3 separate regions of the Homo sapiens genome follow, and regions 2 and 3 are each linked to region 1. A link is a loop called in an ENCODE intact Hi-C map of the cell type or tissue named here. Cell type or tissue: endothelial cell of umbilical vein. All regions are shown on one strand.

The links. Hi-C counts contacts between places; a loop is a spot of excess contacts. Peaks named below come from ENCODE experiments on the same cell type or tissue, not always from the same donor. Only the 100,000 strongest peaks of a DNase experiment are listed, where the experiment ranks them.
Region 2: it touches region 1 in a loop (5-fold over the local background); 8 of 110 quality-filtered maps call a loop at or near these places.
Region 3: a loop joins it to region 1, with 4 times the contacts of the local background. A loop is called at or near these places in 81 of 110 quality-filtered maps.

The regions. Positions count from the first base shown.
Region 1 is chr12:89,457,959-89,465,958 of GRCh38, reverse strand. All of the region lies in intron 9 of POC1B-DUSP6 (POC1B-DUSP6 readthrough), which reads left to right. POC1B (POC1 centriolar protein B) reads left to right here. Exons shown (of 12, transcript NM_172240.3): 10 at 6,241-6,321. Among named protein-coding and RNA genes, the nearest start is that of GALNT4, 63 kb to the left of the region's middle. In endothelial cell of umbilical vein, a CTCF peak has its summit at 4,014 (motif pointing right); DNase peaks (open chromatin) are centred at 4,098 and 4,578; H3K27ac peaks cover 1,379 bases.
Region 2 is chr12:88,107,982-88,115,981 of GRCh38, reverse strand. CEP290 (centrosomal protein 290) reads left to right here. Exons shown (of 54, transcript NM_025114.4): 19 at 800-884; 20 at 1,420-1,562; 21 at 4,124-4,288; 22 at 4,631-4,780; 23 at 6,801-6,916. Among named protein-coding and RNA genes, the nearest start is that of CEP290, 30 kb to the left of the region's middle. In endothelial cell of umbilical vein, no CTCF peak of the experiment used is centred here; a DNase peak (open chromatin) is centred at 4,681; H3K27ac peaks cover 376 bases.
Region 3 is chr12:89,342,198-89,350,197 of GRCh38, reverse strand. It overlaps DUSP6 (dual specificity phosphatase 6), which reads left to right. Exons shown (of 3, transcript NM_001946.4): 3 at 637-2,963. The coding sequence ends at 944. POC1B-DUSP6 (POC1B-DUSP6 readthrough) reads left to right here. Exons shown (of 11, transcript NR_189589.1): 11 at 637-2,133. Among named protein-coding and RNA genes, the nearest start is that of DUSP6, 6.3 kb to the left of the region's middle. RefSeq lists enhancers at 1-475, 3,846-4,025. In endothelial cell of umbilical vein, no CTCF peak of the experiment used is centred here; DNase peaks (open chromatin) are centred at 127, 3,407, 3,627 and 4,147; H3K4me3 peaks cover 1,382 bases; H3K27ac peaks cover 4,406 bases.

The sequences.
Region 1 (8,000 bases):
CCACATCACTTCTTTCATTTTGTTTTCCTTAGTCTTGGTCTTTGCTGTTATCTCAGGCACTTCTGCTAGTCTCCAGTTGTGCATCTAAGTATATGTTTTTGTTCTTTGTTTTTTAAACTATTTTCTAGATTTTGTTTAATCCAGCCATATCTTGGGATTTCTGCCTTTGCTTTTCCCTGGTAGTGTTGACTTTCAGTTCTTGGCTATAATCTTTGTCTTTTCCAACTTCTGACAATCTTTTCAGTTCTTCTAAAGTATTAATCATGTTACCACTTCTTTGTACTACTTATTGTATTATCATTTTTCTTTTATTTAAAAGAAAAAAGTAATCTAATTTGGTTTTCCCATTTTTTGCTTCTGTTTCTAGTTATATTTCTTATCCCTGTGATTATATAAATTCATATAAAATACATGTGAAATATATTTTAATTTAACTTGAGTATTTTTTTCTTGTATTATCCAAGTTGGTTTTATTAACTCTTGGTATTTTTATTCTGTCATCTTGTGGTTTGGCCAAGATTGATCAGGAGGGAAATATCCATTTGGCCACTTTCCAGGGTGTTGGGTGGCAGAACTGCAGGCTGATCCCGAGACTGCTTTCCTCGTGAATTAGGTGCTATTTCCATGACTCCACACTCACCTCAGCACAGAGACTCAAGCCATTTTTTCTCTGATTTACTGTCAGCCCTAGTTCATTTCAGAGTGCTAGGCTTTCTTTAAAATGTCAAGGAGTTGCCTGAGTGGCTCTGCTCTTATGGTATAGCCAAAAAGCCATTAAACCAGCTGGGCTGCTTTGTGTTGCTGGGTCAGGCTGACCCAGGCCATGCAAAGCCACTCTCAAACAAATTTTTCACGTATACCCCTAAAAATTCTATTAAACACTGACTTTTCTTCATCGTGGAATTAGAGTTCAATTGCACTCTACAAAATGCTGAGCCTTGTGACTGAATTTTTTTTTTGTGACCTTAAGGTAGTCAGCCTCTGTGTACACAGTTTAAATTATCTGTAAACATGCATGGCTGCTTAAATTAAGTATAAAACATGACTTGCTTTTGTAAAACACTTTGAGGCCCTGTGATATAAAATGCCAGAAGAGTGATAGGATTCTGTATATGAACAACCAATTGTTGTAATTGTTTCTTTTTTTTTTTTTTTTCCTGAAAAAATCTCTTGGGCCAGGTGCGGTGGCTCATGTTTGTAATCCCAGCACTTTGGAAGGCCGAGGTGGGCGGCTAATGATGTCAGGAGTTCGAGACTAGCCTGACCAACATGGTGAAATCCCGTCTCTACTAAAAATACAAAAATTTGCTGGGTGTGGTGGCGCGTGCCTATAATCCCAGCTACTCAGGAGGCTGAGGCAGTAGAATCGCTTGAACCTGGGAGGCGGAGGTTGTAGTGAGCCGAGATCATGTCAGTGCACTCCAGCCTGGGCAACAGGGCAAGACTCCGTCTCAAAAAAAAAAAAAAAAAAAAAACTCTTATAAAAAAGTCAAGGTTATGAAATTTTCTAGACAGGGAACAACTTTAGTATTATGAATAAATAATTGTTAAGTACCAAATTGTGTTTTAAAGACTCTACTTCAAATTAATAAATATGGATCCCTCACTAAGCCAAAGACTACTTAGTTCAAAACTTTCACACAGAATGGAATAGTCAGAATAGAAGTTGTGCTGTGTTCATTTATGATTAGTAAACTTTACTTTGAAATACTAAATTCAGTAGATTAAGTTTTTTTCAAAGCTTTAGGCAAATTTACATGCAGTTACTTGGGAAATATTTTAAAACTAAGAAATCTTTTTTTGAGGTCAGTATTAGGATTTAAGGAAAATAAACATCTTATTAAAATATGTAGAATAAATGGTATCTAAGTGAACTGATGAATTTTTCTTTCTCTGTTTGCAGTGACCATGAGTGTTTTATTTCTGAGTTTGAAACGAGATAACATTTTTATGATTTGTATTATGTTTTCTATGAGACTCATCTGAATTGCATAATCTCAATCTGCTGAGTAAAATAGTTTGGCCTTTTGCAAAAGCCACCCCTTTGCTAGCCTTAAGCGCTTCACTTGTTTGAAGGTGGGGAATCCTGCAGAGTCTTAGATCTTGGGTACCAGCTGACTAAATGTATAAATTACTAATTCCTACATGGATAGAGGGGGTGATAGCCATATTACTTTTAAAATAAATGAGAGAAGGAGGCCACATGAAAGAAGGCATGAAATATCAAATTCTCTCTATGTGAAATAGCCCCCTCCCGGGTTCTTCCTACTTATCTAACTACAGATCCTTCGTAGTACTCCTGGCCTAGGCACTCCATCTTAATTAAAAACATGAGAACAGTACCTCTCTCTCTTTTTTTTGATGGGAAAGAAGCCCAGTTTTTACACAAGGTATCTTGACCCTACCCATGTTGTGCTATAGCACATCACTAGTTCATGCTGACTTTATCTTCTTCAGACTGTCATGAGTTGGATTGCATTGTCCTGCCCCTAGACAAAACCAGACTTTCCTTCAGTGTGTGTGTGTGTGTGATATTTTTCTCCGGAGCAGCAGTTCCCTTCTTTCTTACACATTTTGATGAGAAGACAGTAGAGCCACTCTAAGCGATGGCGATAGCTCTTAATGACAGTAAAGCATCAAAATAGTTATTCTAGGAGAATTGCAGAATATTGTAAGCAGGGATTATAATTGGTTAAAAAGATTTTTTTAATAAAATAATGTTCTGATGGCTTTCAGTTTTTTATGGCCATTTTAGATTACCTTAACATATAAATTGCATATGAAATTCTGTATGATATTTAGCAGGAAGGAAAATGTCCTTTACCTTAACCAAATATTTATATAATAATATTTTGTGATAGTCTGACCATGATTCATTGTTGAAAAGTACAAGTGATCAATTTAAGTTTTTAAGTCTGAGATTGGGTTTTTATCTCAATCTTCTAATAAGGTTGAAAACATCACCATTTATGATTTTTTAAAATGACCACTTGTCTATCCATTTTGTATTCTACTTCTAACTGGGGTATATGTTTATACTGTTTCAGGCCTCAGTAAATGTTCATTACATGATGATAAAGTCTAACAGTTATACAAGACTGTTCTAAGTGTTTTATACAAATTAAGTTAATATTCCTAAAATCTCGGTGAAATAAGTACCACTATTATCCCATGAGAAATTGAGGTCTATGTTAGTTAAATCTTAAAGTTAGTAAGTGGCAGCAGTAGAATTTCAACCCAGGCACTCTGGTTCCATTCTGTGTTTTTAACCACTTTGATGTAATGCTTCAATATAAACAAAATTACATTTTATCCTGTTAACAGATATTAAAGTATCTGTGTGCTGGACGTTGTACTAGCTTTAGAGTATGCAGCAGTGAACAAGATGGGCATACTCCTTGCTCTTTAGAAGCTTGTAGTCTAGTGAAGGCTTATGGAATTTATTAGTAGAGGTTTTATGTTCGTGGACTCCTCAGTATCATGGACACAGAGAACCTCAATGGGGGATGTGGGATGGTACCTTTGAGGTCATACAGGCTAACCTTTACCTCATTCATTAGTCCCAGTTATATACCCTTGTTCAGCCATGGAGAACTTGGCCTCTCATAGGCAGCCCACTTCATTTCAAGGCAGCTCTAATTATTAACATATTCTTCCCTTTAATAAATATCAGGAGCTACAAGGTACTGTTAGTATTCCTGAGAGTTAGCTAGCAAAGAATTTAACCATATCACCCCCTCAGCATATTTTCTTTATGGAGAGGACTATAAATGTTACTTAGTAAGAACTTCCAGCTCTATTTAACTTATGTGGCAGCAACTTACGCAGTTAAATACTGTTAATTACATCAGGACTTGTTTCCCAACTTGTAGGTCAAGGATTTTTTTTAATGACAGGTGCTGACTCTACGTGATTTAGATTTCTTGAGCAGTTTCAATTTCAGATGGTGCAACTAGATTGTATTTTCTAGGTAAATAATTTTCTGTCTACACTAGGTGGCAGTAGATAAAAGAGAATAAAACGTATGCAAGCAGTCTCTGGACAGGGAGTCTTAAGATTAAAAGGAAAACAAGTCACTCTCACATTTCTGTTCTTTACCTCAACTCTGGACTTAGAGTTAATGGCAGGAGGCTGTGTTTGATTTCTGCTTTATGGGACAGCCAGGAAGAGATAACGGTTTTGGCTAGCTGAGCTGATTGCCCCTCATCCTTACCATGCACAGCTTTATTCCTTCTTTACTATAGCATTGCAGTTATATCTCCCCTTTAACACACTGGCTGGATAATTATAAAATGATTTTACTGTTTCTAAAACTACAGCCATACCCATCAAGCATGGTAAGTGCTTTAAAAATTATTCCACTCCTCTTATCACTGGCCAAGTCTTCATCACTACAGACCTGGATTAACGCTGTAGTGTCCTCACTGCCGTCCCTAATGTATTCATGACACTTTATGTGTCTGTCAGATTACTCTTTCAATTCAGCACATTGTAGCTTCCAACTTTCTGTGCCTTCCCAAATTCCTTCACCCTTCACAATTTGACCCTTGACAATCTTCTTTCTAACCCTGTGTGAAAGTATGTCAGCATTCTTCCACTATGCCATGAAGAATGCTCTTTTACTCATCTCCCTCTCTGTTTTTGTTTTCTAGATCTTTTATTAAAGAGCCGTCATATGCCGTGTTTCCTCCATAGGAAGTCTTTCTCACTGTCTAAGCCAAGCTTGTCCAGCCCACAGGTCACATGCTGGCTTTGAATCCAGCCCAACACAAATTCGTAAACTGTCTTAAAACATTATGAGATATTTTTGCAATTTTTTTTTTTTTAGCTCATCAGCTATCATTAATGTTAGTGTATTTTATGTGTGGCCCAAGACAATTCTTCCAATGTGGCCCAGGGAAAGCCAAAGATTGGACACTCCTGATAAGCGCTCAGTCAATAGTTTCTTCTTTAAGGTTCGTTAGTACACTTATTGGTACCATTCATTTGATATAAAACTCTGCTATCTTTGTTGCTCTTTGTTTACTTCTTTGTATTCATAATGTTTCAATTTTATTTTTAATTTTTATGTCTTTTCAAATTCTGAAATAGCCTCCCTCAAAGTTAGTCACCACTCTAGGTAATCATTCTGTTGCTTTTCTTTGTAACTTTATATATTTGAATCTATAATTATTGTTTAATTTTGAATGAGTTTGAACTTTATGTAAATGGAATTATATTGAATGTATATTTTCCGTAACTTACTTTTTAATTTAACATTAAAGTCCTGAGATTCATACATATGAATTCTGAATTCATGCATTCATAAATTGTTTTCACTGCTGTATTGCATTCCAGTGAATTTGTCACTGTAGTAATTCTTACAGCCTGTTTAACTGTTGATAGACACTTAGGGTACTTCCAATAGTTTTTTGGCCATTACAAACAATGCTGCTACAAACAGTGTTGGCGTCATTGAGCTTTCTAGTTTTTGCAGTCTAATAGGTATTAAGTGGTATTTTGCTTTAATTTCACTTTTCTCATTACGAATATTCTGAATATATTTATTTTCCATATACAGCACTCTGTTTTTGAGTTATTTATGATACAGTTTCTACTTATTTGAGCCTTTTTTAATGTTAACATAAGTTTTATTCTTTTCCATAAGGTCTTACTCTTTTTTGTATGTTTATTCTGATGTATTTTTAAACTTCTTTGATATTGTAAATGGTGTCCTTTAAAATTTTGCATTTTCTAACTGTGTGCTAGAATGCAGAAATGCAGTTGATTTCATATATTGATTTTGGGACTAACTTAAACTCTGACTATTCTAATGATTTAGCAATAAATTCTAGATAACATTATATATGAATGAGAATATTATTTCTTTCTAATTGTTATCTTAATACCTTTTATTTCCTTTTCTTACTGAACTGGCTAGGATTTTTTTCTTCATCTTTTGAGGTGGGTCATTTTATTTTATTTTTAATATTCCTTTTTAGGTAAATTACATTGATTTTCTAAAGTGAAAACCTTTTATTTCTGGGGTGAATTCAACCTTACCAAAATGATCTTTTCTTATACGTTGATAGAATTGGTAGGCTAACATTTAGCTTAAAATTTTTTTTATCCATAGTAATGAATATACCAATATATTTTAATTTTAGAATATATTAGAAAATGCCCTCCAGGTTTTTACAAATAGTATTTGGTTTCTTATGGTATGAAAATCTCATAATTTTTTTTTATGTATATACACAGATTAATCCAAAGCTTGAGGTAATCGATTTGCAGATCTCTACTCCCCCTGTTATGGATATCCTTTCTTTTGATTCTACCACAGTAAGTCGGGTTTTTTTTTTTTTTTTTGACACTTAAGTGGCATTTAATCATTTGGCATAATCCATTTTCCTTTAAAAAATGTTGGGGGAGGAGATAAAACGTGGCCTATGTAGCCTAACATTTTAGTATAGGAAAAACTTTATAGTCATATTTACAATGCATCTAAATAGTTTACCACAAGGGGGGAGCAGCAACAATTTCCAGGAAAGCTTTTTTTTTTTTTTTTTTTTATACTTTAAGTTTTAGGGTACATGTGCACAACGTGCAGGTTAGTTACATATGTATACATGTGCCATGTTGGTGTGCTGCACCCATTAACTCGTCATTTAACATTAGGTATATCTCCTAATGCTATCCCTCCCCCTGCCACCCCACCCCACAACAGGCCCTGGTGTGTGATGTTCCCCTTCCCAGGAAAGCTTTTACTTTGAGGTCCCTGAGCTCAGTCTAATCCATACCCACTGTCTCACGTATTAAGATGCCACCCAGGTAACATTTCACATGCTGTTGCAGAGCAGATTCCCTATTGTGTTATTTGTCCTTCAGAGGTGCTAAACTTACTTCTAGTCTTCTCATTAGAAGCTGTAAGAAAAACAGCACTGCCGTTGGTTAATCTCTTTTGATGGATTATCCATAAATTAAGAAGTATTTCTAATACTTACAATTTTGTTGATAGAAATTACATATATAAAATTTATTTATTCAGTGTTTTCAAAATTTTCAAAGATTAAGAATTTTAGCCTTTCCATTTAGGATTCTGCTAATTCTTTCCAAGGCAAATCACTGCCACAGTTGATCCTGCTAGTCAGTGCAAAACTAATCGTAAGAACAAATGGGAAGAACAGCGTGGTCTTTGACGACACTACTGCTATGATGTCAGTTTAGTTAAATATTTTGGGTACATTTTTAATTTGTAGCCAAAATAAAACCCTGACATTATGACATTACAAATTCTCTAATAGATCTCAAGAATAGTATTTATTGTAGAGGAATTCTACAGAGGACTAGTCCATTTTGAGTCTATCTTGTACCAGAAACCATTCTAATTATTCAAGGGTCCTTTCAGTGTTAATCCCATAGCAGAGAAGCCTCCTAGATCTCTCATTAGGAGTTTCAGTGACAAAAACGAAGTGAGGGTAACCAATGAGCTGATGGTTAAAGGGAATTCCAAGAATCACTGGTGACCACTAGGACTTCAAATCGATCTGTGTTCTTGTTTCTTACAGTATTCATGTTTATAACTCTAGCAGCATTGCTGCATTAATAATTTAAGAAATTAAAAATTAATGGGATGTCTACAACTTGCCACAGTGCTTGGCTTATAGTAGGTGTTCAGTACGTTTATGTTCAATGAATTACTCCAAATGCATGTTGTAGAAATTTACAAAATCTGATGAGTTAGGTTTTCCCCCTGTAGCGAGAAGGAGCAAACAGGAGGTTTATGAGATGTGCTGCCTCCTTGTGAGGTAGTCAGTAGACTAAAATTGCACATTTCTGGCCTAGAAAATATCATAGATCATTAAAAATCTTTGGTCCACCTTTTGAGACTCACTGTCTCTCCCAGTACCCTTCAAGTTTTGCAAAGCCTCATTACGTGAGGAATCCAGACAGTTTTGACAGACAGTGCTATTGAGGTGGGCATAACTGCCTCTTAGCAAGGGACAGCAGGATGTCCCTTG
Region 2 (8,000 bases), 1.3 Mb after region 1:
CAGGTTCATTCCCAAGTAAAGTATGCTGATATCAATTTGAAAGAAGATATAATAAAAAGTGAAGTACCCTTACAGACAGAGATATTGAAAAATAAGCTTAAGGTTAATCTTCCAGACCCTGTGTCTATTACTGCACAATCAAAATTATCTCAGATAAATTCTCTTGAAAATCTTATAGAACAGTTACGGAGAGAGCTAGTATTTCTTAGATCTCAGGTGAGTTTTTCTCCAAATTATATTTCTGTGGTTGTTCTTTTATGACGTCTCTAACAAAGTTCTGTAACAATTATAGTTAGAATATTTTTGTTTGCACTTTAACATCAGTTATACACATTGTACTTTTTAAAATCTAAAATGCAGTACATTGATATGAACTCATTGACTTGTCTAATTTATTAAATTTTTCTTTAGAATGAAATCATAGCACAGGAATTCTTGATCAAAGAAGCAGAGTGTAGAAATGCAGATATAGAGCTTGAACATCACAGAAGCCAGGCAGAACAGGTAGTGTAAAGGCAGAACATTAAAAGAGATGATTGTGGTACTAAAGACAAAAACCGTTATATCTTTTTGCCTCTTACCATGGATGTTGGGAGAGGGAGAAAGTGGGATTAAGATCACCATCTGCTTTACTGTTTAGATTTTAGTTTATTTTTATGATTGCTGCTATGTCTTCATAGCTCGTTTTTTTTGTTTTGTTTTGTTATACTTAATTGATCAAACTTTTCTTAACTTGAAAATTATAGACTTGTGATATTTTGTTGAAAAAAATCAATTTTATTCTCTCTGCTTTTTTCAGAATGAATTTCTTTCAAGAGAACTAATTGAAAAAGAAAGAGATTTAGAAAGGAGTAGGACAGTGATAGCCAAATTTCAGAATAAATGTAAGTTACAATTATCTTTTACTTTTCTGTTCTTATTTTTCCTATACTTAAAATCATGGGCCTAAAAGGGCGTTAACACATTCTCTGTTTTCTAATCTGCTTTACTCCTAATTACCTCTGTACTGTATATACTTCAGTCTGTCACTATCCAGTTGATTTGCCTTGCTGTTTTCATTGTGAGAGAATGTTACTAATATGAATTTTTTGTGAGAATATATAACTCCTTTTTCTTGTGTGTTCTTCAATCAAAATGAAGTTAGAACACCAAATTTAAAATACTTTAATATAAAGCATAGTTTAAGTTAAGGCAGAAGTATGCCTTATATACGTGTGTATATGCACGTGATATAAATAGGTCTGTCATTTAACTCAACTATTCACGTTGGATTTATAGTTGAATTTTTTTGTATGTTTATTTACATTTGGATTTTTCCAATGATGTCTTTGGTATATGTGAAATATTTGTCATCTGTATAGCATAGTGTAAATTGTGAAAAAGATCTGATCATCCAATGAGAAAACTGTGTAATTACAGTAAAAGAATTAGTTGAAGAAAATAAGCAACTTGAAGAAGGTATGAAAGAAATATTGCAAGCAATTAAGGAAATGCAGAAAGATCCTGATGTTAAAGGAGGAGAAACATCTCTAATTATCCCTAGCCTTGAAAGACTAGTTAATGTAAGTTATTTTTTTCATGTTAATGTTTTTCCCCTATCACTTTAGAGAGATTTTCTGCTGTGTACAGATCTCCATAGTTTCTGATGAGATATTTTTAGTCATTTGAATCATTGTTTCCCTGTATGTAAAGTGTAGTTTTTCTTGAGCTGCTTTCAATACTTTTCTTCTACCAATTGGATAATTGTTATTAATCTGTCTTCAAGTTCACTGACATTTTCCTCTTTATCTGTGTTCTTTTGGTTCAAGGGTCAGCTTGAGACCTTGAGGAGTTTTTTACACCGACTTTGGAGCTCGTTTTTGCTGACTCTTTTCTTATTGGGATTTTCCTTTCACTTATCCCATGGCTTTGGGCTGTATCCTGTGGTTTTCTAGATGAGAAAGATGATAGATCTCTGCAATTGCACCCTGCCCTATGACTAAATCTTTAAAAATGGCAAAGTCAATCTTTGCTGGTCCTGTCTTCCGTATTTGAGGGGTTTTTTCCCAAAATCTGCTTGCTTTTGTTCATTTTCTAGAACATCTAGGTAGTTTTTTTTCATTCATTTTTTATTTATGGGAGTGTAGATCTCTTAGGAACTTATGCCATCAGAAGTATTATGAAATGGCTTTATTCTAAATGTTTAAAGATTTACTCATTGCTACAAGAAAGATTTAGCCATCACTAATATTCTATATATATTTACCATATAGGGACTTGAGAATTTCACAGGATTCAGTATCTGTATATAAACTTGAATAATATACACATTTTAGATTGTTAATATTTAAGTATATGTCATTTATGTTATCTGAACATATTTAGCGTACATTGTCATATTATTTCCCAAATTTGTGCTTGATTTCAAATGGGAAAAAAATTCTTATTATTTATTGAATTGTTTTTTTAAAAAAATCATGATTAATCAGTAATTGGATACTTTTTAAAATAACACTATAATTGTTAACAGAGAATGAGAGTGATACTGGTATGTTAAAAACTTCCTGAGGCAAGAAAATAATTTGATTCCCATTATATCTTTCTCATACTGACTTTCCTTCTCTGATTGGTGATTTTGTTTTGCCTCTGCCACTTTGAATGTCTAAAATGATTCTTTATGCTTTTTTTATGTGAACATCTTTTGTCCGTGATGATGCCCACTACTGATACTGTGTCCCAGATCAAACTTAATTTTCCAAGGGCAGCTCTACTTAGTGACCAAATGAAAACACAGTGAATAGCCCAAGAAATCCTAACTTCTATTTATGTTGACAATCTCTGGACCTTCCTGAAGCCACTGTTTGCATAGACTTCATTTACTTTTATCCGGGATTGTCATTGTTTTTTCAGATTCATAGGCCCTATCTGAAATTCACAAATCACCTAGCAATACTTCTCTAAGAAATCTTCAGAATCCATGACAATTTAGACCAGACAATGCTGGATTATGCACTTCAGTTCACTTTTTGTTACTACAAGGTATTTTTCAGTGCCCCCAACAGCTATCTTAACTCATTCTCATTTTACCAAAGTCCATGTAGACACGGCACTATTCCTCAATGAGACAACTAACTAGACCACCTTGTTGTCAGTCAGAGTACCTTCCTCTACCTACTTTTATCTTCCTTATATCCTCTTTGAGTTAGTATAAGTTATTACTCTGCATGACCTGCTCTAATCTCCTTCAGGGGAAGGCTTTTACAAATCTACTACCTAGAGTTAAACCCCAGATCACCTTCCTGAGTAGGAGATTGCATTTGGTTCTATTCATTTTACCTTATTTGGCTTCTACCTTCACTTTTTAAGACTTACTTTGCCTTTAACAGTTTTTTCCATACAGTTCATCTAAAGTCCAAATATATTTATTAGATGTGTGCATTGTGTGTATATACTTAGATATGCCACTGTTGGAGATTTCGGGCCAGTGATGCCACTCTGATAATATTTTAATATTTGACATATTATTTTTGCTTACTCATTATTCTTAGATAATATCATGTTATGATACCTTGCCTTTATTTTTATTTATGCTTCAACTATGTGGAGAGGAAGCACTGAAAAATTCACTTAATTGAATGTTGTATTGATCAATTGTTCAATATTGTATTCCATTCCTTTGCGCATGCTTTGAATGCAGGTGCTATATAATTTCAGAGAAAAATACCTCATTTTGACTGTACAAAAACCCCATGTAGGGAGCAGAGCTCACATTGTTTTCCCCTTTTAGAGACAAGAAAACTAAGATACAGAGAATTTAAGTCACTTGCCCAGCTGTTAAGTGACTGATTAAAATTTGAACCCTGGTCATCTTATTCCCGTCTGGTTGTTTTTCTAGTCTACCAGTCTATTAAGATTAGCTAGGTGTTTTTTAATTGTTTTAATGAAGTAATTACTATGCTTGGTAATGTAAATGAAAGTTTTATAGATTCATAAATAAGAATTTGAATTGGCATACTTTATTATCATGCTTGGCAATGAAAATAGGAAAATGCTTAAATGTCCATTTTATTTAAAGACAGACTGTTTTTTACTATGATTTTACTGTTTTTCTCCACATTTCTAATATATAATATAAATTTGCTAGGCTATAGAATCAAAGAATGCAGAAGGAATCTTTGATGCGAGTCTGCATTTGAAAGCCCAAGTTGATCAGCTTACCGGAAGAAATGAAGAATTAAGACAGGAGCTCAGGGAATCTCGGAAAGAGGCTATAAATTATTCACAGCAGTTGGCAAAAGCTAATTTAAAGGTGAGAATTTTATTAAATAAAAGAAAATGCTAAACATAAGAATGTAGATTTAATAGGAAATTTTTAATTTTTTAAAAAGAATGCTTTATGAGAAAATGCCCCTTGAATTAATTCTTTCAATATTAAGAAACTGGATTTCTCTTATAAAATTATAAGTGGAAAATAAGTGCCTTATAAGATTGAAAAGAATACAAAAATTCTAAATCTCATACCTAGGCATTTCTAAGCAGAAACTGAAGTATGGTTGAGGTAAAATTCCTGGCAGGGCATTCACATATCTGTCAATTTGTCTTTCTTTGGGTGTAAGAGTTGTGATTCTCATTGCTGGATTTTTTTTTCCAGATAGACCATCTTGAAAAAGAAACTAGTCTTTTACGACAATCAGAAGGATCAAATGTTGTTTTTAAAGGAATTGACTTACCTGATGGGATAGCACCATCTAGTGCCAGTATCATTAATTCTCAGAATGAATATTTAATACATTTGTTACAGGTATTGAAAATTTTGTTACAGGTATTGAAAATTTTACATGTGAATAACAAAAATCATTGGTAGTATGTTTCTTTATGTTTTTATTTTTATTTTACTTTATTTTAATTTTTCCATCACCAAAGCATGCAGATAGTACTTTTCTCAATATTTAGTCTTCATGTATTCCTGAGTTCTCAAAATAGTAACAGTGAAATATATTTTTTATGGATTTTGATGTTAGATGGATTATAAATAAAAGCAATTTATACCATTCATTCCATTCATCTGCATGAGCAGCATGTTCATACATCTTGTTCGCACACCTGTCATTCATGTGAAATATATGGTTCACAAGCAGAACAACAAGCAGCTATTATAAAGCAGTGTTAAGTAAATGAGCACTTTTATTTCTTGCTGGGTGGAAAACAAAAGAATAAAGTCTGTCAAGGCTTTTTAGTGTCATGATAGAATTGTTCCCCTTTTTGCATTCACAAGTAAAAACTACTTTTTTTTTGAGACAGAGCCTCACTCTGTCACTCAGGCTGGAGTGCAGTTGCGCTATCTTGGCTCACTGCAACTTCCACCTCCTGAGTTTAAGTGATTCTCATGCCTCAGCCTCCTGAGTAGCTGGGACTACAGGCATGCATCCCTGGCTAATTTTTGTATTTTTTTTTAGTAGAGATGGTGTGTCGTCATATTGGCCAGGCTGGTCTCAAACTCCTGGTCTCAAGTGATTCGCCTGCCTTGGCCTCCCAAGGTGCTAGGGTTACAGACGTGAGCCACTGCACACAGCCATAAGCAAAAACTTCTAAACCAAATTATTCTTCATCTTTGTCTTCCCTTTACGCAATAAAATGTTAATCTACCACCAAAGAGGAAAGGGTACTCTACTATACTACCTGCCCTGGGTTTCTCAGTTTTGCTGTCTATATAATGGTCGTTATGAATGTCCTAATGACAGATCCTTTTCATTATTTTATTTGAAATTTGACTATCTATAACATCACATACATTATAAATATAATTACAAATATATGTTCAGAATCAATGAAAATATATTTTTGATTATATGGGCCACTATTTCTCTCTGCTAGGTGATCCATTTGTGAGTATACTTGAGTTATAATTATTAAGTACTCATTTTTATTTTGGAAATTACAGTAATTCATCTTTTTCTCAATATTGGGATTTTTATTATTATTTTATGTTGTCTAAGGACAGCCTTAACTACTTATTAGAATATTGCTTTGTATGTGATATTATTATTTTTAAATGTATAATTTTAACATTATTATTTCTCTTATTTACCTGAGGTATAGGAACACTATCAGCAAATATTGGTAGTATGGCATTGTCGTATTTTTTGAGATAAAATTCATGATTTTTAATCTTTGTATAAGAAATATATCAGAAGTTTGTAGTAGATTAGAGAGTACCAACTGGGAGTCTGAAAAGCTGTCCAAAGTGGCAAAACAGGTACTTAGACTCTCAATCCTAAGGCTGTATAGAGCTATAAACGTGGCAAGACCTTTGGAGTCAGACAGACCCAAACTCAAATGTTGGATCCATGTATATGGAAAGCACCTGACAACAAGCCTAGCATATGTACTTGGTAAAAATGATTGCCAAGTGTAGTGTTAATGAGTTTTTGGATATTGAGTAAGTTATTTAAATTTCAATTTCATCTTTAAAATGAAATAATTGGAAAGGATAATTTGAGTGAGGGTATGAAATTATGTGTTCATAAGAGAGGGTATGTGGCCGAGTGACTAGAGGCGAGTTTATAACTATTCTATCTAATAAAACTTTGTAATCTGGTAATTTGTGTGCTAAAAATAACTTTACCTGTTGTATAGTACTCTTTTTTTATGCCTTAAACTAAAGTGTTCAAAATATCATGGAAAAATGATCTGTGTTGCTTACAGATTTGGTGACTTTTAACTTTCCTATAATGTTGTCAGAATATGAATTTATACTTTCAAATTCAGCATTTATTCTATTGTGTTTTTTTTTGCATTCTTATTTCTAAACCACTTTTCAGGAACTAGAAAATAAAGAAAAAAAGTTAAAGAATTTAGAAGATTCTCTTGAAGATTACAACAGAAAATTTGCTGTAATTCGTCATCAACAAAGTTTGTTGTATAAAGAATACCTAAGGTATAGGTATTAGCAAAACTATAAATATAATTGCAGTATATTCTTGTTAATTGTGAAAGTAACGTAAGAATAATTTATGTTTTGTTCTTCCCTTCTTCTTCTTCCTTTGCAATTGTATTTTTTTTTACTCTGGTAACTACTGTTAGGAACTTATTTATGGAGACAGTGTAGCTTAATGATTACATTAAGCCTGGGATTATCCTGCCTGGGTTTGAGTCATTTAACGTTTGCTTTTTGTAAGAGCTTGAGCAAGTCATCTTACCTATCTGTGTCTCAGTTTCCTTATCTGTAAGTTACTTTGTAAGTAATACCCTTTTCATAGGATTATTGTAAAACGTAAATGAATTATTAGATGAAAATGCTCGGACTAGTGTGTGGCACATATGAACAGTTTGTAAATGTTAGCTGTTGTTAGCATCATTCATCATCATCACAATCATCATTGTTCATATATGTTTATAGGGAACTAACATATTTCTCCTTATTTCTGTCATCTCATCTAAATCAATAGAATGATTTCCTTAATAGGAATTAGAATACCTAATCAAAGGTGATTTAAACACTAAGAATAATTATTATCTGACCTAACCAGAACCACAAAGCTAGTTGTAGGGCAGGTCATATTTGAAGGTTGTTGTTATCGCCTATGATGGTTGTAAAATAGCTGCATGAATTCAAGAAAGATGATGTGCCCATTGAAGAAGAGGAGCATTTTTTTCTACATAGCTTTTATTTTTAAATAAACATTTTTTTCTGGTGATACCTGGCAGACATTGACTCCGATCTCATTTGCTAGAATTGGATCACATGTCCAAGTCTGAACCATTCAGTTGCAAAGAGAATGATACCGCTATACTGGGTTTATGCCAAGAACATTACACATGTTTGTGGAATGCTCATGTGTAGACAACAGTGTCTTACACAACTTCAAAAAAATAATTTATATATAAATATGTTTTAAATTACTTTTTAAATTCACAAGAATTTATGGTATACAACATGGTGTTCTATATATGTATATACTATGCTATACAACATGGTGTTCTATATATGTATATACTATGCTATACAACATGGTGTTCTA
Region 3 (8,000 bases), 120 kb after region 1:
GTTAGTTGTTGGAAAGCAGTATGAATGCTGAATGTTATCCAGTTGAATGATGCGGTGATACTGGTAACAGTGAGACAGTGGGTAACCTGAGCCCAGCAGGAAGAACTGTGGGCTGGAAGCCTGGGAGAAGTGAATCTCCAGGCATTGTAATGCATTTCCTATTACAAAGGAACTCATTTTCAGGCCGTGTCGACATCCTGTTCCTCCTAATGGGCCGTCCCCTGTGACTTCCCTCTCTCTTTTAAAATGCCTGAATACCTCCATTGTTAGCTGCACAACATTTGGAGCATAATTTAATAGACCCTTGCAGTCTGGTTGTCTGTGTAAAAGGCATTCACGAACATATTGCAGGGTTTCTGGTATTCACATGCCGAGGCAAAGAATGCACCCATTAAGGAGTTTTTTGTTGGCAGAAACTTAATACAAAAGCTCTCTTTTCAGAAAATATCTGAAATATGTAATTGTGTCCAGTGTACATGTTTCATTTCAGTGATACATTTTCTGCTGCTTGTAGGGCTCAACTGCCACACACAACTATTATTATTATTATGTTTTCAAGTTCAGTTTTTAGACTGATCATTCACAAAGGGTGGTTTTCAGTCTGCTGAGATCTTGCTTTTCTTTTTGTGTTCACAGATGAAGCCCGGGGCAAGAACTGTGGTGTCTTGGTACATTGCTTGGCTGGCATTAGCCGCTCAGTCACTGTGACTGTGGCTTACCTTATGCAGAAGCTCAATCTGTCGATGAACGATGCCTATGACATTGTCAAAATGAAAAAATCCAACATATCCCCTAACTTCAACTTCATGGGTCAGCTGCTGGACTTCGAGAGGACGCTGGGACTCAGCAGCCCATGTGACAACAGGGTTCCAGCACAGCAGCTGTATTTTACCACCCCTTCCAACCAGAATGTATACCAGGTGGACTCTCTGCAATCTACGTGAAAGACCCCACACCCCTCCTTGCTGGAATGTGTCTGGCCCTTCAGCAGTTTCTCTTGGCAGCATCAGCTGGGCTGCTTTCTTTGTGTGTGGCCCCAGGTGTCAAAATGACACCAGCTGTCTGTACTAGACAAGGTTACCAAGTGCGGAATTGGTTAATACTAACAGAGAGATTTGCTCCATTCTCTTTGGAATAACAGGACATGCTGTATAGATACAGGCAGTAGGTTTGCTCTGTACCCATGTGTACAGCCTACCCATGCAGGGACTGGGATTCGAGGACTTCCAGGCGCATAGGGTAGAACCAAATGATAGGGTAGGAGCATGTGTTCTTTAGGGCCTTGTAAGGCTGTTTCCTTTTGCATCTGGAACTGACTATATAATTGTCTTCAATGAAGACTAATTCAATTTTGCATATAGAGGAGCCAAAGAGAGATTTCAGCTCTGTATTTGTGGTATCAGTTTGGAAAAAAAAATCTGATACTCCATTTGATTATTGTAAATATTTGATCTTGAATCACTTGACAGTGTTTGTTTGAATTGTGTTTGTTTTTTCCTTTGATGGGCTTAAAAGAAATTATCCAAAGGGAGAAAGAGCAGTATGCCACTTCTTAAAACAGAACAAAACAAAAAAAGAAAATTGTGCTCTTTTCTAATCCAAAGGGTATATTTGCAGCATGCTTGACTTTACCAATTCTGATGACATCTTTACGGACACTATTATCACTAAGACCTTGTTATGGCGAAGTCTTTAGTCTTTTTCATGTATTTTCCTCATGATTTTTTCTCTTTATGTAGTTTGACTATGCCTTACCTTTGTAAATATTTTTGCTTGTGTTGTCGCAAAGGGGATAATCTGGGAAAGACACCAAATCATGGGCTCACTTTAAAAAAAGAAAGAATAAAAAAACCTTCAGCTGTGCTAAACAGTATATTACCTCTGTATAAAATTCTTCAGGGAGTGTCACCTCAAATGCAATACTTTGGGTTGGTTTCTTTCCTTTAAAAAAATTTGTATAAAACTGGAAGTGTGTGTGTGTGAGCATGGGTACCCATTTGATAAGAGAAATGCATTTGATTGTGAAGAAGGGAGAGTTAAATTCTCCATTATGTTCGTGGTGTAAAGTTTAGAGCTGGAATTTATTATAAGAATGTAAAACCTTAAATTATTAATAAATAACTATTTTGGCTATTGAATGTGTGTTTTTAAAAACTCAGTTATACCTATGTGTGAAGTGACACATTTTAGAACTTTTTCATTCAGGGATTGATTTTGACTTGTAGGCATAGTAGGGCAAGGTTCTTTTAAGCTTTTCCTAGAACGTTTTTCAGCAGCAGTTTATGAAATTCATCGTTTGCCACGAATAAAGATGACATCCTAGAATGGACCGACTGTACCGTGTATATGAACAATACCTCTTATGAGTATAGTTCCGGCTTAAGATTTTAAAGCCCCTGAAGAAAAATGAACCTATAGAGCATAGCTTGCTGAGGAATACAATTTGGATATTAACCACAGAGAGGTGTAGCAGAATACCAAGATGACAGCCACATGTTAACCTCCTCCCTATCCTTCACTGTCAGGATCTTCTGCTTTATAATGCTGAGATAATGCCAAAGAGGAAGTAGGGATAATTCTTTTTCCAGTCTGTTGTCATGGGCAATTCTACCTGCAGATATCCTAGTGTGAGAATGCTGAATCCAGAATGATGTCTCCACTTTTTCCCCTAGCATGCGCATGGCAAGGCATATCTAAGCTTCCTCACCGTGTCAGGATATGGCTTTAGAATTTTACATTGGCACTTAGGAGGCAACTTTGTCATCCCTGTTGTAATGTGCTTTTTTGTTTAACTGGCTTGGGATGTGGGTCAGAAACCCTTATTGAAACTTGTGGGGATTATTTTAGTTTCTTTTCAAGCTAAAGACTTTATATCTTGCCATTTTTCTTGGGACCTACCCTCTCCTTACCTCAAATGTAAAAATACACAAACCAAAATAAAAGGCAGGTGTATGGAATCAAAAGAACTAGAACGTACTTATATTTGGGGCTCTTTTTGCATGAGCTCAGTCCCTTCATGTGAAGTGGGGAGAAGAATGAGCTTTTCACCTACATGGCACATGAGTTGACTGCTTGGTCGTCTACACTAACTTAGGAGGCAAGTGGCCTTCATTCGATGGCAATCATATAAAACTGTCCATGGTGATTTTTAAGCAACTAAGTATAAAAAGCAAACAGAAATAGTGCAAATATATATATATACCAAGTCAGTCTGTCCTATTTGGGTGTCCCAAGTCAGCAAGAGCACAGAAAGGAGAAGTGGATTGCAGTTCAACTTGGCTCGTGTTAATCCAGTTCTGAACGGTTTCCGCTCCTGGCATTCCCTAAACTGCCTGTTCAAAGTAAGGATTTGCAAGCAGCGTTAGCAATTTCCTGTCCAGCTGCAGCTCAAGTAGCTGGGTGCTTTTCCCCCCTTTCTTTTCTCTGATTTCTTTTCTCTTTCTTTTTCTTTCTTTCGTTTTTTAAAAAAATATGGGCTGTGGATAATTTTAGTGCATTTCCTCTTTGTGGATTATTATCTCTTTCCTCCTAGAACCTGCATACATTGAGTTCCTACTGCTTGGCTCAAGCCGACAGCTGGCCTCCCCAGCACTTCCTCTCGTTTTACTGTGGGTTTGTTGTTTGTCAGTCCACTTCTGAAATTAATAATGTTTTCTGGCTAAGTGCCACAAGCCATTACCACAAAGGGGAAGTAACACATATGAATAGCAGGAAGCCATGCAGGGTCACAGTGTGAGCTGAACCTGTGGAGGGAGCATAATTGAGCCTGGCCCATTCAGCAAGTGTCTGACTGCAATTTGGGGAGAGGGAGCTCGCTGCATCTAAGCAGCTCAAGCTGTGAAAAAAAAAAAAGTTTCCAATAAATTGGGAGCAAATGGTCTTTGTCACCAGTCTGAATAAAGGAGAGAGAGAGTATGAAGAGCTTAGAGCCTCCATAAAGTTGCAATGTTTGAGGTTTCTCCCCCTTCTCCTGACATATTGTTTCAGAAGGCTGGTGAACAGAGGGGTGCCTGTTTCCCTCTATTCTCACCAAAGGACTCATGTTAAATGGGTGGTTTTTACGGTTCACATAGGCCAGAAGATTCAAAGAGCTATTCTCTTTCCTTCTTTTTCTTCTGTGGAAGGTGGAAGGTTGTAACTGACAGCATGGGCCCCCACCTCTCTCTGTGCCTCCCTTTCTTCCAGCTATATCAGGGCTCCTCTGGTTCCTTTGTGCTTGCAGTAGCCGCGTGAAGGCGATCATTTTGCATCTTGGAGTTGGGCTGGCTTCCTGAATGGAGCCCGCACGGTTACTAGGGCAACCTTTGCCAGCAGCTGCAGTTCCACCGCCTCCTTCCTCACCTGCTGTCCCCATTAGTAGCTTCCTCAGGTCTCTGAGAAAGCGCTACCTTTCCTGGCCTTTTGCAGGGGCAGGGGGGTAGGGTGGGGTATGGCTTTTGGGAAGGGGAGGTTATCAGCAGGTTTCCTGGGAGCTGCAGGAGACAGAGATTGCAGTGGTTAATAGTATGAACTGGTCTTAGCGTTAAAATAGGAATGAAAAAGGGTTATCTGGGGATAAAAATACCAACACAGTCTTCAAAGGAATGAAAACTGAGACTTGCACCAACCTTGACAATTAGGAGACCTGAACTGTAGCTGCTGCTTTCTTGCTAATGAATCAGGTAGCCCTGGGCAGGGCACCCAATCTTACCGCATTTCTTTTTTCTTGTCTGTAAAAATGAGGGAGTTTTTACCTCCCATTCTAGGATTCTCTCATAATTCCAGCTTCTGTTCATGGATTGGTGACACTTATTACATGATAAAATGAGGTGCGGAGCAGGTGAAACAAATAACTAACATTTATCATGAGTACCAGATACTATACTTTGTATCTCATTTAATCTTCAAAACAGCTCTGTGAGATAGGTCCTATTATTATCTTTATTTTGCAAAGAGGAAACTGAGGCAGAGAAAGGCCAATAAAGCCTAAAGCCACCTTTATGGGACACCTGACACATAATGTTAGAGAAGGTTTGCATATCCAGTGCTTGTTACTGCAGAACTGAACCTTGAGCCTTTGGCTCTTCCTGTTGGAAACTGCTTGTCATCAGTATTTGCTCCCCTTTATAAAGTCTCATGATGTCGGCTAGGAAATGCTGTCCCCATTATACAGCTGAGGAAGTGGAGGAAGCAGAGGTTAAATGACTAGCCAAATTCCATGTGAATTCCACAGCCACATGGGAGGCCCCAGCTGGTGTGCTGTCAGAGAGGTGTCCACCGGGGGTAAACTTCCATCCTCCTTCTCCGCAGAGAAGTTGCTCTTCCTTGGTCCCATTGGCACTTAAATTATAAAACTACTTTTCCTAAGTATCTCTAAAATGGCTACCAGCTAGCATAGGGCCTGACCCTGACCCTTGCCCATACTCCCCTTTCAGGATGACACAACTAAACTGGCCCCAAAGAAGTTCACTTCCTCACTCTTATCCCTCCTAGAGGCAAACTGGGAGAGGGAGGTGGGTCAGGGGAAAGGGGAAGGGTGTGAAGAAGCAAGGAGGAGAGGCAGAAGACATATATATGGTGCAGGTCTACAGAAGAAGAGAGGTAAACTGACCAGCAAATTAGCAAATAATGGAGATGGGGGTTTTTAGGATACAGCCAGGGCAGATCATGTGGTAGCTGGCTGTAAGAAAATATCCTTGAAATGTCCTCTTAAAAAAAGTCAGTCTTCAGACTTTCAGCTGCTTCAGAAGGATTACTTTGGGTGTAAATTTATATGCAGTTCCTCACACAGCCATAATCGTTTTCGGAAAGATCCTGCAAGACTTTCAAATACCCTTGTTCCTCCCGTGTTCTCACTGCTCACTTAGCAATTGGCCCTGAATCAGTCCAGTTATGGTGAACGAATTTTCAAACTTCTTTAAAGTCCAAAATCGATTTCCTGAGAATATTGAAGGGCACAGAACAAAGTTCAAACAACTCACAAATATTTATCCAGGCCTTGGTGTGCATTGCACTGGTTCGATGAAACAAGTTAAAAATAAAAGGCAACGAAAGACCTCCCAGGAGCCCTCAGAGGCTGAAGGCAATGACCCGTTTCTAGATGGAACCGCTAAAGTGCCCAAATCAAAGAGGAGCCCTGAAGAAACTACCGGGCAAGGTCTTGTATTTCCCTATCTGCTTCCAACTAACATTTTAGATCCCACATTTTATTTTTTTATATAGGAAAGGATTAATGGCCCACATGTATGCAATTTGACCCACTCACTTTCTTACTTTGTCATGGAAAACACCACTAGAGAAGGCGTGCATATCTATTAGCCATCACTGATGTAATAAAAACATGTTAAACCACCATACCGTCAAACATGAACTCTCAGACACTCAAAGGAAAAGTGAGGAAATATCATTCACTTTTTGATAATGACATCCGAGAAAGCACGAAGCAAGTCTGGAAAAGGTTGCTAATTCTAAAGAATTCTGTTTCCTACTTTTGGGGAAAATCTAAGTATTTATCACGTTAAGTATTTTTCATTGGGTCCAGTTTAATTCCTACTGCAAACACGAACAGAAGGAGGAAAGAAAGAGCGGAAGGAGCAGCAGGGGATCTTCGGGTGTACCTGGCTCTCTGAAAAATTGTAGCAGGAATACCCTTTTATCTTATGTTCCATTTATTTATTGCTACATTACAAAGCGCCCCAAAACTTAGTGGCTTCAAATAACAGTCATTTATTTTGTTCCTAAGTCTGCATTTGGTCAGGGCTCAGCAGGGGAGGCTGGCCTCTGATCAGCGCAGTTTTGTCAGGGGCAGCTCAACTGCTGGCCAGAGGATTCATTTCTAAGATAGTTCACTCACTTTGCTGGTGAGTTGGTTTTGGCTTTGGCTGCCCACTGGGACCTCTGCCAGGGGCCGGGGCTGGGGACTTTGGTTCTCCATGTGGCCTAAATTTCCACATAGTATGGTGGCTGGGTTCCATGGGTGAAATCCCCAGAGAGAGAGAGAGAGAGAGAGGCTGGTGGAAACTATGTTGATTTTTATGACCTGCTCAGAGGTCACTTCTGCTGCATACAAAGTTTAAGGAGAAAGAACGTAAAAATCCATCTTTTAATGGAGGAGAGGAAAAATTCTGAAAAAGCACAAGAGATGGAAAATATTGTTGCAGTTGTTCTTGGAAAGTACAATGTGCCACATCTTGGTTGCGTGAATGTTGTTTCAATGTGGGACTGTGAGAGTAATAGTGAGTACCCACGGAGATAGATATGAAAGTGTTTAGCCATACTAATTTCTTGGTTCAATCTTGAAAACATTCAACAACTGCTATAATTGTTCCTTTATTCCTATTTTTTTCATCTGTTTCTAACGTTAACAGTAGAGTAATGCCGTCAAAACACTCTTTAAAGGCCGGGTGCGGTGGCTTACGCCTGTATTTCCAGCATTTTGGGAGGCTGAGGCGGGTGGATCACGAGGTCAAGAGATCGAGACCATCCTGGCCCACATGGTGAAACCCTGTCTCTACTAAAAATACAAAAATTAGCTGGGCGTGGTGGCGCACGCCTGTAGTCCCAGCTACTCCGGAGGCTAAGGCAGGAGAATCGCTTGAACCCGGGAGGCAGAGGTTGCAGTGAGCCGAGATCATGCCACTGCACTCCAGCCTGGTGACAGAGCGAGACTCCAGCTCAAACAAAGAAACAAAAAAATTTTTAGATTGACCCATAAAATAAAACAGTTTTTATAAAAGAATATTAATTTTTTTATTTTGTCAGAGAAAACATTATATTTGAGATTGAGTCGCCCAAGTTATTGAGTGTAGCTATGGTATACATTATTTTCATGCAAAATATAGTGTTTCATGTATTACATTATAGTAGGTAATCTTACATTGGTAGAATTTGGGTTTTTCCCCCTAATTTTGACTATTTTGAACAATACTGCTAAGAATACTTTTGTGCATGTATTCTAATGCTCATGTGTACACGTTTCCCGGTGGTTTGCAGAGGAGTGGAATAAGCATAGTTTGTGTAGA